Regions from separate parts of the Homo sapiens genome. Here region 2 is linked to region 1. A link is a loop called in an ENCODE intact Hi-C map of the cell type or tissue named here. Cell type or tissue: CD14-positive monocyte. All regions are shown on one strand. Each heading gives the region's core, and the rest is flanking DNA. Links, peaks and the distances in the headings are about the cores only.

Evidence for each region. A loop is a pair of places that touch in the nucleus more often than their neighbours do. Peaks named below come from ENCODE experiments on the same cell type or tissue, not always from the same donor. Only the 100,000 strongest peaks of a DNase experiment are listed, where the experiment ranks them.
Region 2: a loop joins it to region 1, with 1.8 times the contacts of the local background. A loop is called at or near these places in 1 of 110 quality-filtered maps.

Annotation. Positions count from the first base shown.
Region 1 is chr10:124,142,175-124,147,555 of GRCh38, reverse strand. The region is part of intron 1 of LOC105378536 (a long non-coding RNA gene); the gene reads left to right. Among named protein-coding and RNA genes, the nearest start is that of CHST15, 51 kb to the right of the region's middle. In CD14-positive monocyte, for the core only: no CTCF peak of the experiment used is centred there; DNase peaks (open chromatin) are centred at 2,255, 3,605 and 4,405; H3K4me3 peaks cover 2,450 bases; H3K27ac peaks cover 4,819 bases.
Region 2 is chr10:124,304,999-124,310,379 of GRCh38, reverse strand. LOC107984184 (a long non-coding RNA gene) reads left to right here and starts at 3,009. Exons shown (of 4, transcript XR_001747310.1): 1 at 3,009-3,160; 2 at 3,849-3,960; 3 at 4,592-4,772. RefSeq lists an enhancer at 1,851-2,838. In CD14-positive monocyte, for the core only: no CTCF peak of the experiment used is centred there; DNase peaks (open chromatin) are centred at 3,319 and 5,059; H3K27ac peaks cover 3,250 bases.

The DNA.
Region 1 (5,381 bases), core at 303-5,302:
CTGCCTGAACCCCAGGAGGTGGTGGGGTGGGCTGGAGAGCTCCAGAGCTTGGGGAGCTTGGGGTGGGGGTGGTGGGGTATGAGCTGATTACAGTGTTGAAGTCACCTTGAGTGGGAGGCCCATCTATCCTTCCTTCCATGGGTCCTTCCTGCACTGGCCTTGGCCTATGAGTGGGCATAGCCTCCCAGGTAAAGCTTCACCTCTCTGGAGGTGGGGAAGGCTGTGAGCTGTTAGCAGGCCAGCCTCACAGCTTCCAGGTGCTGCCTGCAAAAGCAGGTAGAGAGAGGAGACCTGGGAGAGGCACCAGCAGCCCCTACTACAAGGTAGCACAGCATGCAAGTGCTTAGAACTCTCAAAGAGCAGGGAGCCCCACTGGCTGGAGGAAAAGGGTGGTCTTTGCTTACCCGAACTTCCCTGGACTTTTAAAACTTCTCTCCCCCAGCTTTCTGGGATGCTATTGCTGCTGAAAATCATGGAGCCCCCAAGAGTCAGAGGGCTGCTAGGGAAGAAAGTAGAGGGGGAAACCAGCCACTAGCAATGTCAGCCACTTGGTGAACACCTGCATAGACCAGGCCCTTAGCCAGGGGCTATTTCAGAGGAGGTGCCTGGGTTCTGAGTGGTCCACGATCACACAGCTGATAGGTGTCAGAGAATCAAGACTTTTGGCCTCTCTTCACACTATTCTCCACATGGGCCATAAAACCTATTCAGAATGGCGGGGTGGGGTTGACAATGAAGTAAACAAGGGTAAAATATGCAAGTACATGATGGAGTTATTTAATTAGCCTCATATTTGGAAACATGTGGCTTCAAATTGGATGCTAGTGAAACATTCTGGCCCACATCCCCTGCTCTTCTTCCCAGCCCTGAACCTCATGTTCACCATTTCATGGGAGTTAGCCACTGACACTTCCCCAGCTGTTCACAGCCATTGGAAGGTGGAGGCACTTTCTGGACAGACTTGAGAGGCAGCCTCTCTTTGTGGGAGGACACTGGACTTGGAGTCAAAGATTCCACTGCCATGGAATGACTAACAGTGGCGTTGTATCGCTTCATATGGGTTTACTGTAATTTTCCTGAGTAGTAATTTATTAGTGGACATTTAGGGTATTTTTTCCAGATTTCCCAATATTATAGGTAACAACACAATAAATATCTTTGTATATTCATCTCCACCTACATCTTGACCAATTCCCTCAGGATAAAGTCTAAAAATAGTTACAGGGTCAAATTTACCCACATCTTAAAGGCCTTTCAGAAAGACTGTGCCAATTTCAACCCCAGCATTAATCTAGGGAGATCTCATTTCTTCGCTTCCTCACTGGGCTAGGTCTTATCTTTGTTGATCTATTAGGAGAAAAATGACATCCTACTGTTTTAATTTGCCTTTTTTTTTTTTTTAATGGTGTTAACAAAATTTCAACAAATTTTGTTTAAAGATCAAATTGGCTTTTATTTGTGGTTCATGAACGGGGAAGCATCCCATTCTTGTAATAGGAAGGAGCTCCTATGGGTGGAACAGAGGAGGCAGACTTTACAGGCAGAAAAGGGCTAAAGAAACAGAAACAAAGAACAGTTTGATCACTTTGTGGTGACTTTCCTTATAGGGTTAAAGCAGACAGGACTTCCCTGATGCTGGCTAAAACTGGACTGTTTGGGAATTTGGCTATTGTCTCTCTCCCAATTTCTCAGCGTGTCAGATAACTTCAGTTGGGTGACATGTAACTTCATCTTGGTGAGGCCTTGGGCCTTGTGTGGGAGCTCTGTCCGAATCCATGGGCTCCCACATGCTCTATGTAGCAATTGTGAGGCTGATATTTTTTCCCTGTGCGGATGACCATTCGCATCTCTTCACTGGAGGTCGCCCACTCATACGCTTGGCCTGCTTTCCTGCTTGTCATCTTCTAAGCACACTTTTCTATTAAGACTCTCAACCCTTGGCGGTGAGTGGTCTACTGACTTTTTCCAGTTCATAGTTTGCCTTGTCTTCATTTTGCTGGAATCTAGTTTTGAAACCTCAACCATCCAGGTAGAGATGGTTCCCCAGGAAGTGGCTATTGGCAGAAACGCTGGTTTAAGGAAATTTCTCCTGCCCCACCCCACTCCCACGTTTAAAACTAAAAGCTCAGCTAGAACTGGAGAGTTCAGTGGGGAAGAAGTTCAAGGGGTCAAAGCATATCCTGTTCCTCATTTCACAAATCATGCTGCTAATTGCCCAATTTAGAGAGATTTGGTGGCAACACTTGGCAGCAGGATGTGAATTGCCTCACACACAGGGACAGCTGAGGATGTTTTCATTTTGTTGGGTAGTGTGCACAGGAAGTCCCACGGGGGCTTCTGGGGCCCAGAACACTGGTCCTGGAGTCAGCAGACCTGGGTGTGAGTTCCGGCTGCACTGCTGATGGAGCTCTGTGTGACCGAGTTGTCATTTAACCCCTCTGAGCTTTCTGCGTCTGTAACATAGGCCCTGTAGCATTGTCGAGACCACCCAAAGGCGGGGAGATGTGGCATGGTCCTGCCTGCATGTGGTGATCCCAGGCCTTTGAAAGGACTCCCTGGCACCACCCTTCCCCTGATTTCTGAAGGGCGGGGTGATGTATCTTTATTTCTGCCCTCACTCCATGTGCCGGGATTCCATTTCCTCTCTCCATCTGTAAAACAGAGTTGTTTCTCACAGTGCTGAGGGGAATGTGGCCACCACGTCTCTGGACTGTTTGGTTTCTCTCTGAATAGACCTCTGGGTCTTGTACTTCTCAGGACTCCCCGCTGGCTGCCTCCAGGTCCCCACTTTGCAATCACTCTTCCTGCAGGAAATAGAAACGCAACAGGGGCCTTTGTCACTAAATACACACAAATCTTGATACGGTAATGGCTCACAGCTGCCGAGCACTTCCCGGGTGCCAGGCCCTCACTCAGGGCTGCTGAGGGGTCTCCTCACACGGGCCGTCCATAGAGTGGCCCCATCAGTCTTCCCTCTGAGGGACATTGGGAGAGGACTCAGAGACCAACAGGCAACCAGATGTGCACACACAACACACAGCCAGTCACATTCATACAGACTCATATTCTCATACATCCACATCCACACACACAGACTCTTGCATAAAGACACACAAACATACACACCACATAGACATACAGACACACTCTTACACATTCTCTCACACATACTCACACAGACACATAGACACACACACGTGCTCAAACACATTCATACAAACACAGACACATCCACACAGACATACCCACTCTCATATATTTATAAAAACTCACACACATACATACACACACTTAATACACAGACTCACACATTCTCACATTCACACATGCAGTCTTACATAGTCACCAAGACACACACACAAACTCCCATATATGGGCACATTCAAAGACACACAGACATAGATACACACAGGCACACACACACACAATGGTACCAGAGCCTGTCTGTTCTGTGCACATGATCTGGTTTCTGGCCACCACATATGAAGAAGGACACATAGACAGAGGTTCACTCTGAGGAGGGTGGTCAGGGTGGCCCCCCGTGCCTCTGAGGATCCATGAAGATGCTGGGATGTCCCGTGAGGAGAAGAGATGACTCAGAGGGCCACCAAACGCTCTTGCAATGCTCCGTGAACTTTCCTGTGGAAAATCGAATGTTCTCTGAGGCCCAGAGACGTGACAAATGAGGACTGGAGGTTGGGGGAAACAGCAATAACTATTTGTTAGTGAAATGTGTGTGATGCAACTGCTATGATTTGAATATTTGTCCCCTCCAAACTCATGTTGAATCTTAATCTTCAATGTGGCAATATTGAGAGATGGGCCCTTTAAGAGGCGAATGGGTCATGAGGGCTCTGCCTTCATGAATGGATTCATCTATCCATGGATTATGGGTGAATGGATTAATGGGTTACTGTGGGAGTGGAACTGGTGGCTTTTTAAGAAGAGGAGGACAGACCTGAGCTGGCGTGCTCAGCCCATGTGAGGCCCTGGGCTGCCTCAGGACCCTGCAGAGAGTCCCCACTAGCCAGAAGAACTTCACCAGATGCAGCCCCTCAATCTTGGACTTCTCAGCTTCCAAAACTGTAAGAAATAAATTCCTTTTCTTTATAAATCCCCCAGTTTCAGGTATTCTGTTGTAAGCAACATCTCTGAACCAGGAGTTAGGATAAAGCCGTGAAGAGGGCATGGTGCCATCTTCCTCAGTTCCTCAAGTTCACGCTCTCCTAGAGAGGGACCTCTAAAAGGATGACTCAGTTATGGTCTCTGTGACACTGACAGGGGATGTGTGGGGACAGAGCTGAGGGCGGTGGCCTGAGCCCCACTGTGGGAGTGGGCTCCCTGTTACTGGCTGTATCCAAGCAGGATGGGCAGCTGGTAGACAGGGATGCTGGGGCAGGGCCTCGAGACCTGGGTGGAGGCTTGGATGAGACACACATCCCTGACTCACAAGTTGCTGCTGTTTTAGGTTTCTCACTGGGTGAGTCTATGGAAAGGAGATCAGAAAGAGGAAGTAACGACTCCTTCATCTCCCTATCCCTCGACCCCGGCCTCTGGTGGCCTTACCTGAGCATATCTCTAGTGTCAGTGGCTGGGAATAAAGACTGGCCGAGCAAGAAGTTCAGGTGATCAGTGCCTTGGTAAAACACAATAACAACAACAAAAACCTGCCAACTTCATGTTTCAGCAGATAATCAGTTGAGTTGGGGGATGGCCAAGGGGCAGAGGTTGAAGGAGGAAGACCCCCAGCTCTGCAACTGATTTGCTGTGCCTTTAGGCAAGGCACCTGCCCTCTTGGGCCTCTGCTATGATTTGAGGAGTTGCACTAGTTGGTTTTATGGCCACCCCAGCTCTGAAGGGCTGCACGTAACCCTGTACTGACTGAGCCCACAAAGGGTGGGTGGGCGGCACACCCTGCAATGGCTGCCAGGCCAAGATCAAAGGGCCAGGCAGGAATGTTTCTGGAACGATGCTATTTATGCCTTTCTGGGTTTCTGAACAAAACCCCAGAAGCAGAAACCACTTACTTCTTAGCCCCCAGAGGTTTCTTTCCGAGGGTAAGCACACTTTCCAATGTGCTAACCAAAGACAGCTGCATCAGAACCGAGACTTTTCTTTAAACTGTCATCTGTAAACCTCCACACTGGACACAGCATTTGCCTACTGTAAAGCTTGGACGATAGCTTTAAATAGATAATCCTCAGGCTTTTGCATTTCAGCTGAGGCAAAATCCACAGCCAAAAGTAAATGGGAAAATTAAAAGCTTTCAGGAGCTTACATTTTTAAAATTGCAAAGTGCACCCAGTGAGTTATATGAAATGACTCAGTGTTACTAACTGGTCCCCAACCTCCCAACCCTTGCATGAAATTGATGCTGGTCA
Region 2 (5,381 bases), core at 332-5,331, 160 kb before region 1:
TAGTTCTGTTATCTAGAAGTTTTTCTTTGGATGCCTGGGATAAGTCTACTTTGTTTTTAGAATTCCCATATCTTTTTTCTTGCTTAGATACCTTCTTCATTTTGCTGGAGAATATCCCGAGAGAGCATTTTTCAAAAAGAATATTCAGGATGTAGATTTTTAAGTATTTTTGTGCCTGAAAATGTTATTTTGCCCTTGCACTTATTTAATAGTTTCTATTCAAACATACAATTGTAAGTTTAATTTCTTTAATGAGAACTTGGGATCATTGCTCTAGTCTTCTGGTTTTCAACGTTGCTGATGAGAAGTCACACACCAACATGATTGTCATTCCTTTGCTAATAATCTGTTTTTCCCATCTGGAAGCCTTTAAAATATTCTCCTTGTCCTTGGAGTTCCAGTTTTCATGACAGTTTATCTGGAGGCGGGTCTTTCTTCATCTATTCTGCTTGGTATCTAGAAGGTCCTGTCAACCAGAAGATTTGTAGATTCCTGCAGCACTTGAGAGATGCTATACTCTCATTTGTATAATTTCTACATTTTCTCCATTTAATTTTTTTTTATAATTCCTAGTAAATTAATATAGAACTTCATAGATTGAGCTTATATATCTCAGGTGATTTCTCTTGTATTTTTCTCTTTGTTTTATTGATATATATTCTGAGAGATTTCTTCAACTGTATGTCTTTTTTCATGAACTTTTTCTTTTAGCAGTTTTATTTCTGAGAATTCTTTCTGGCTTTCTCATTGCTCCATTTTAAGCAGAGCCTGTTTTCTTTTTAGGGACACAATACCTTCTTGACTTTCTCCAAAGGCACTAACCTTTTAAAAGTTCCTTTCTGTTCTTTGCATTCTGTTTGTTTGTTCTTACCTTCCACATGGTTGGTGTCCTTCATTACCTGGTTTGGTTGCCATATTTATGAAGAGAGAAGCGGTGGGTGATGAACATTTGGAGTTGGTGGGAGTTTCGTCGCCTTTAGGGCAGATGCAGTTTGGTACCGGGGGGGCCTTAACAACCTGAACATTTGTTGATTCCTTCAGCACCCGGGAATGCTATTCTATCGTTTATGTACTTACACATTTTCTCCACTTTCCCCCTAGAATTCCTACTAAATTCTAGTGTTTCCCCCAGAGCCTTCTGCTCAGAGTGGGAGTCCTGAGAGCTCTCTGATGTGGGCAGTGCCTGTTGCCTGGTTGGTTTTACACTGGTGTGAACAGGCAAGGAAAAGGCAGGCCAGTGAGGCCCCACCTGCCAGGCACTCTCACACACACACACAAATGCATGCACGCATGCACACACACACACACACACACACACACCCCACACACCACCCTCTGCTGCAGGGAGGCCCATCATCATCAGATGGGGGTCTGGGGCTCAGAGCTGGGGGCATAAAGCCCGTGCTGGAATTAGGACCCTGGTGATTCTGCAGCCAGACCGTGGCATTGTGAGGAAAAGGGCAGGGAGGCTTACGGAAGCCTGGGTGGGAGAATGGAGAAGACTTGCGGGCTGAAGGGAGAGGAAGGGGGGAGGTTGGTGAAGGGCCATCACACATATAGAGCACGCGTGTGCATGTGTGTGTGCATGTGCATGTGTGTTTGTGTTTGTGTGTGTGTGCATGTGTGTATATGGAGGGGGTAGGGGAGAGCTGGGCAGGGTGGAGGGAAAAATGCCTCTTCAACTCTGGGCCAGGCTCCAAGGAGCCCTGGAGGCAGATAGGCTGGAATTCCTCACCCAAGTGCCACCCTCTTTCTCCCCTGACAATGGCCCAGGAGACGCCCTCTGTGTTTAGGGCAACTGGTGCCACCCACACTGTGCTCCAGTGAAGGTCGTGATGCCCTGTCACATGTGTGAGCTCGTTTCTTCTTAGCTCTTGTGCCCTGAGTCGGAGCGTGGACCTAGGCATTACCCAGACTTCGGTGTGGCCCTTGGCCCTGCTGGTGACCTCGGGCAAACTGCTTAACCTCTCAAAGCCTCCATTTTGTCATGTGCCACTGGGACAATCACAGTTTTTGTCACTTAACTTTGCTAAGCCTCAGGTGCAGCGATGTTAAGTGGGGCTGTGATGCCCGCGTGTCACGGTGGATGTGAGCATGAGAACAGTCATGGACGGGAAGCGTTTGTGGTGCCCTTGTGGTGTTCTTGCTTCAACTCTAGAGTTGAGGAAGCTCACCCAGGGCTTGGGGCTCCCTCAGCATCACCGATGGACCCGGGTTCCATGACTGTGGGTGGAGAGCGAGGTCTCTGGATCTTGGGAGCTTCCCCTTCTGTTTTGCCTGTTGAGCTGGACAGAGCCTCAGAACAGCCCAGACTTCCATGTTGCAGAATCGCTTTCCAAACGGGGAATGTGTGGTGATTCCTGACACCTTCCCCAGACACAGGCAAGGCTTTACGAGGGGGTCACACCTCTGCTGAGCCCTGGCAGAAGGGAACTGGCTTTGACTTGCCCAGCATAACAGAGCTTGACTGCAAACAGCGATCGTCCGTTTTACAGCCCAACGGCTGCTTGGAGAAACATGTTGTGATGCAGAGCTTGCTGGGTTCCTGCGCACGGTTCAGAATTTGCAAGTAAAACGGATTTTGTGTCATTCACGCTCATCTGGAATTCGAATCAGCTCACCGCTGCCCAGCTCCCTGCTGGTGCTGGCTGCGGCTGGCGCTCGCTATGCCTGGTGTGGTATGCTTGCTCTGCATACCATGCCACACTCGGGGGAGTGTGGCAGCTGCATGTTGGTCCAGTTACGGTTATGGTTACGGTCACAGTTACTGTTTGCAAAGGGTTTCCACTTGCTGGCTTGTGTATAGGCCTCCCACAACCCTGTGAGATGGACAAACTGGAAACTGTGCCCATTTTCCAGGAGAGCCAGGGCCAGCCTCATGGGCCTGAGGCCTGTGCAGTTGCAAAGGGCCCTGTGATCAGGCCCTGAGCTTCTTGGGTTAATGCTCTTCTGCCATCATCTTGAAATTTTAATAATTTTATCTTTGAACTGGTGTTTTGCAGGTGAAGTCTAATGGGACCATGGAGTGGGCACATGAGCTGGAGATTCATGCAATAGACATGCCTGCTGTTCCTTGCTGCCTTGTCAGCATGTGGTGTTCTTGATGCCCCATGAGCATAGCATTCCAGGGAAACCATGATGCATGGAAGTGTGACTCAAAGTGAGTACAAGGGATACGTGTTGCATGCACAGCTGAGTGAGCAAGGGCATAGACAGCATTGACAGGCCACGCTTTCCATTCAAACCAGAACTTGCTTAGAATGCGGAAAAAAGGCAGTGATGTTGGAAGAAACACAAACGACCAAGGAAACCTGTCATGCCTTTTCTTACTCATGTCACTTCCCTGTGTTAGTCAAGCACTTACACTGAAAGTGATGACACAGAAGGAAAGGGGAAGACTGGGCAGCCATAGTTCCTTTTTGCTTCACTTCTTCCTTACCCATCAGTAAGGCAAAGGCAGAGAGTGTTGGTAGAATGTGATTCTATCCAGGAGTGAAATAAAAACAGAAAACAGTTGAGTTTTTGTGTGTGCAGCATTTCTACTGTTCTAGCAAGGACAAAAATATACTTGTGTGTACAAAATATCAAATACAAATTATAATTTTGTTGATTTCACATATGAGTTAAATTGTTCTTATATTTGTATCTAAAACTGGTATTGTGCAATATAATGATGAATGGTAAAATTCGTGTTAGTAATTAAAAATTTTAATTTTTCTGTACTTAGAATGGCATCAAATAGCAAATAAAAAATATCATGATAAGATGAGAGAGAGAGACTGGAAGAAAGAAGAAAGCTCTGTATTTTAGTAACTTCAATGATACCTTTTTCCTGCTTTTTGAAAAAGAGGTCCCACATTTTCATTTTGAACAAGGAGCCCCACAGTTGTGAGAACAGCCTGACAGAGGGCATGGAGACTGAGGATAGGAGGCCCACTCAGATCCCAGAGTTATTCAGAGGTGAGTTGGGGTAGAATGCTGGACTCTGGACTTTGATGGAGTCTAGGAGCAGGATCAATGATGGTGGTGATGATGGTGGTGGCAATGATGATGATGATGATGATGGTGTTGAAGATGATGATGATGGTAGTGGTAATGGTGGTGGTGGTGGTGGTGATGATAATGGTGCTGGTGATGATGGTGATGATGATTATGATGGTGATGATGGTGGTGGTGGTGATAATCATGATGATAATGAAGATGGTGGTAGTGATGATGGTGGTGGCAATGATGATGATGATGATGGTGTTGAAGAAGATGATGATGGTAGTGGTAATGGTGGTGGTGGTGATGATTATGATGTTGATTGTAGTGGTGGTGATAATGGTGATGATAATGAAGATGGTGGTGGTGATGATGGTGGTGGCAACGATGATGAATGATGGTGTTGAAGATGATGATGATAGTGATAATGATAATGGTGGTGGTGATAATGGTGATGATAATGAAGATGGTGGTGATGATGATGGTGATGACGGTGATGGTTATAAAGTAACATTACAGAGCTAAGCATGATATATGACACATGCAGTAGCTCATTCATATTCTTGGCAATCTTGAGAGGTAGATATAATTACCTTCTACTTTTCAGAGGAAGAAACCAATGCTTTGAAAGGTTGAGCAACCTGTCCACATCACTTGACCGGCAAGCAGCACAGCCAATGACCGTGGACCCATAGACCTCAGCCACCAACTTCTGTGCTGTCCTGCCTGCTAGGTGTAACATACCTAATTCTTTTGCCCCTGTCTCCTTGGATGTCAGGCTCCTCCTGGTAAGAAACAGGGCCCTTTGTTTTATTTATTTTTCTTTTAAAATCATGGATCATGAGATTCCTCTTCTGGGCATCCTTTAACTGATAACACTTCCTGTCTTGCCCTCCAACATTCTCCACACAGCAAGAAGACAGAGTTATCTACTAAAAAATGTAAATCTGATCATGTTGCTCCCTGCTTAAAAGCCTTTGATGGTTCCCAGCACACTCAAAATGAAACGCAAACTCCCTGAACACAACCTTCCTTAACTACCCATGTGATCTGCCTCAAGGCTTCTCTCCACCCTCATCTCTGTCCCTGCTCCTTGAGTCACTGTGCTCTAGCTGCACTGGCCTATTTTTGTTCCTCCAATCTGCTAAGCTCTTTCCCACCCAGGACCAGCTGATATTCCTCCTTCTGCCTGGGATACTGTTCACTTCCATCGCTCTTTGCTTGGCCAACTGCGGCTCATTGTTTACTTTACATCATAACTGTAAATACAAGATTCCACATTTGTTTTGATCACCTGGCACATAAATGATGCTTGGTAAATAACAAATTACTTCATTTTCTGTTATTTAGCCAGCACTAGCCAAAAAAAGGAAAAAAAAAAAATAATGAGGATAATA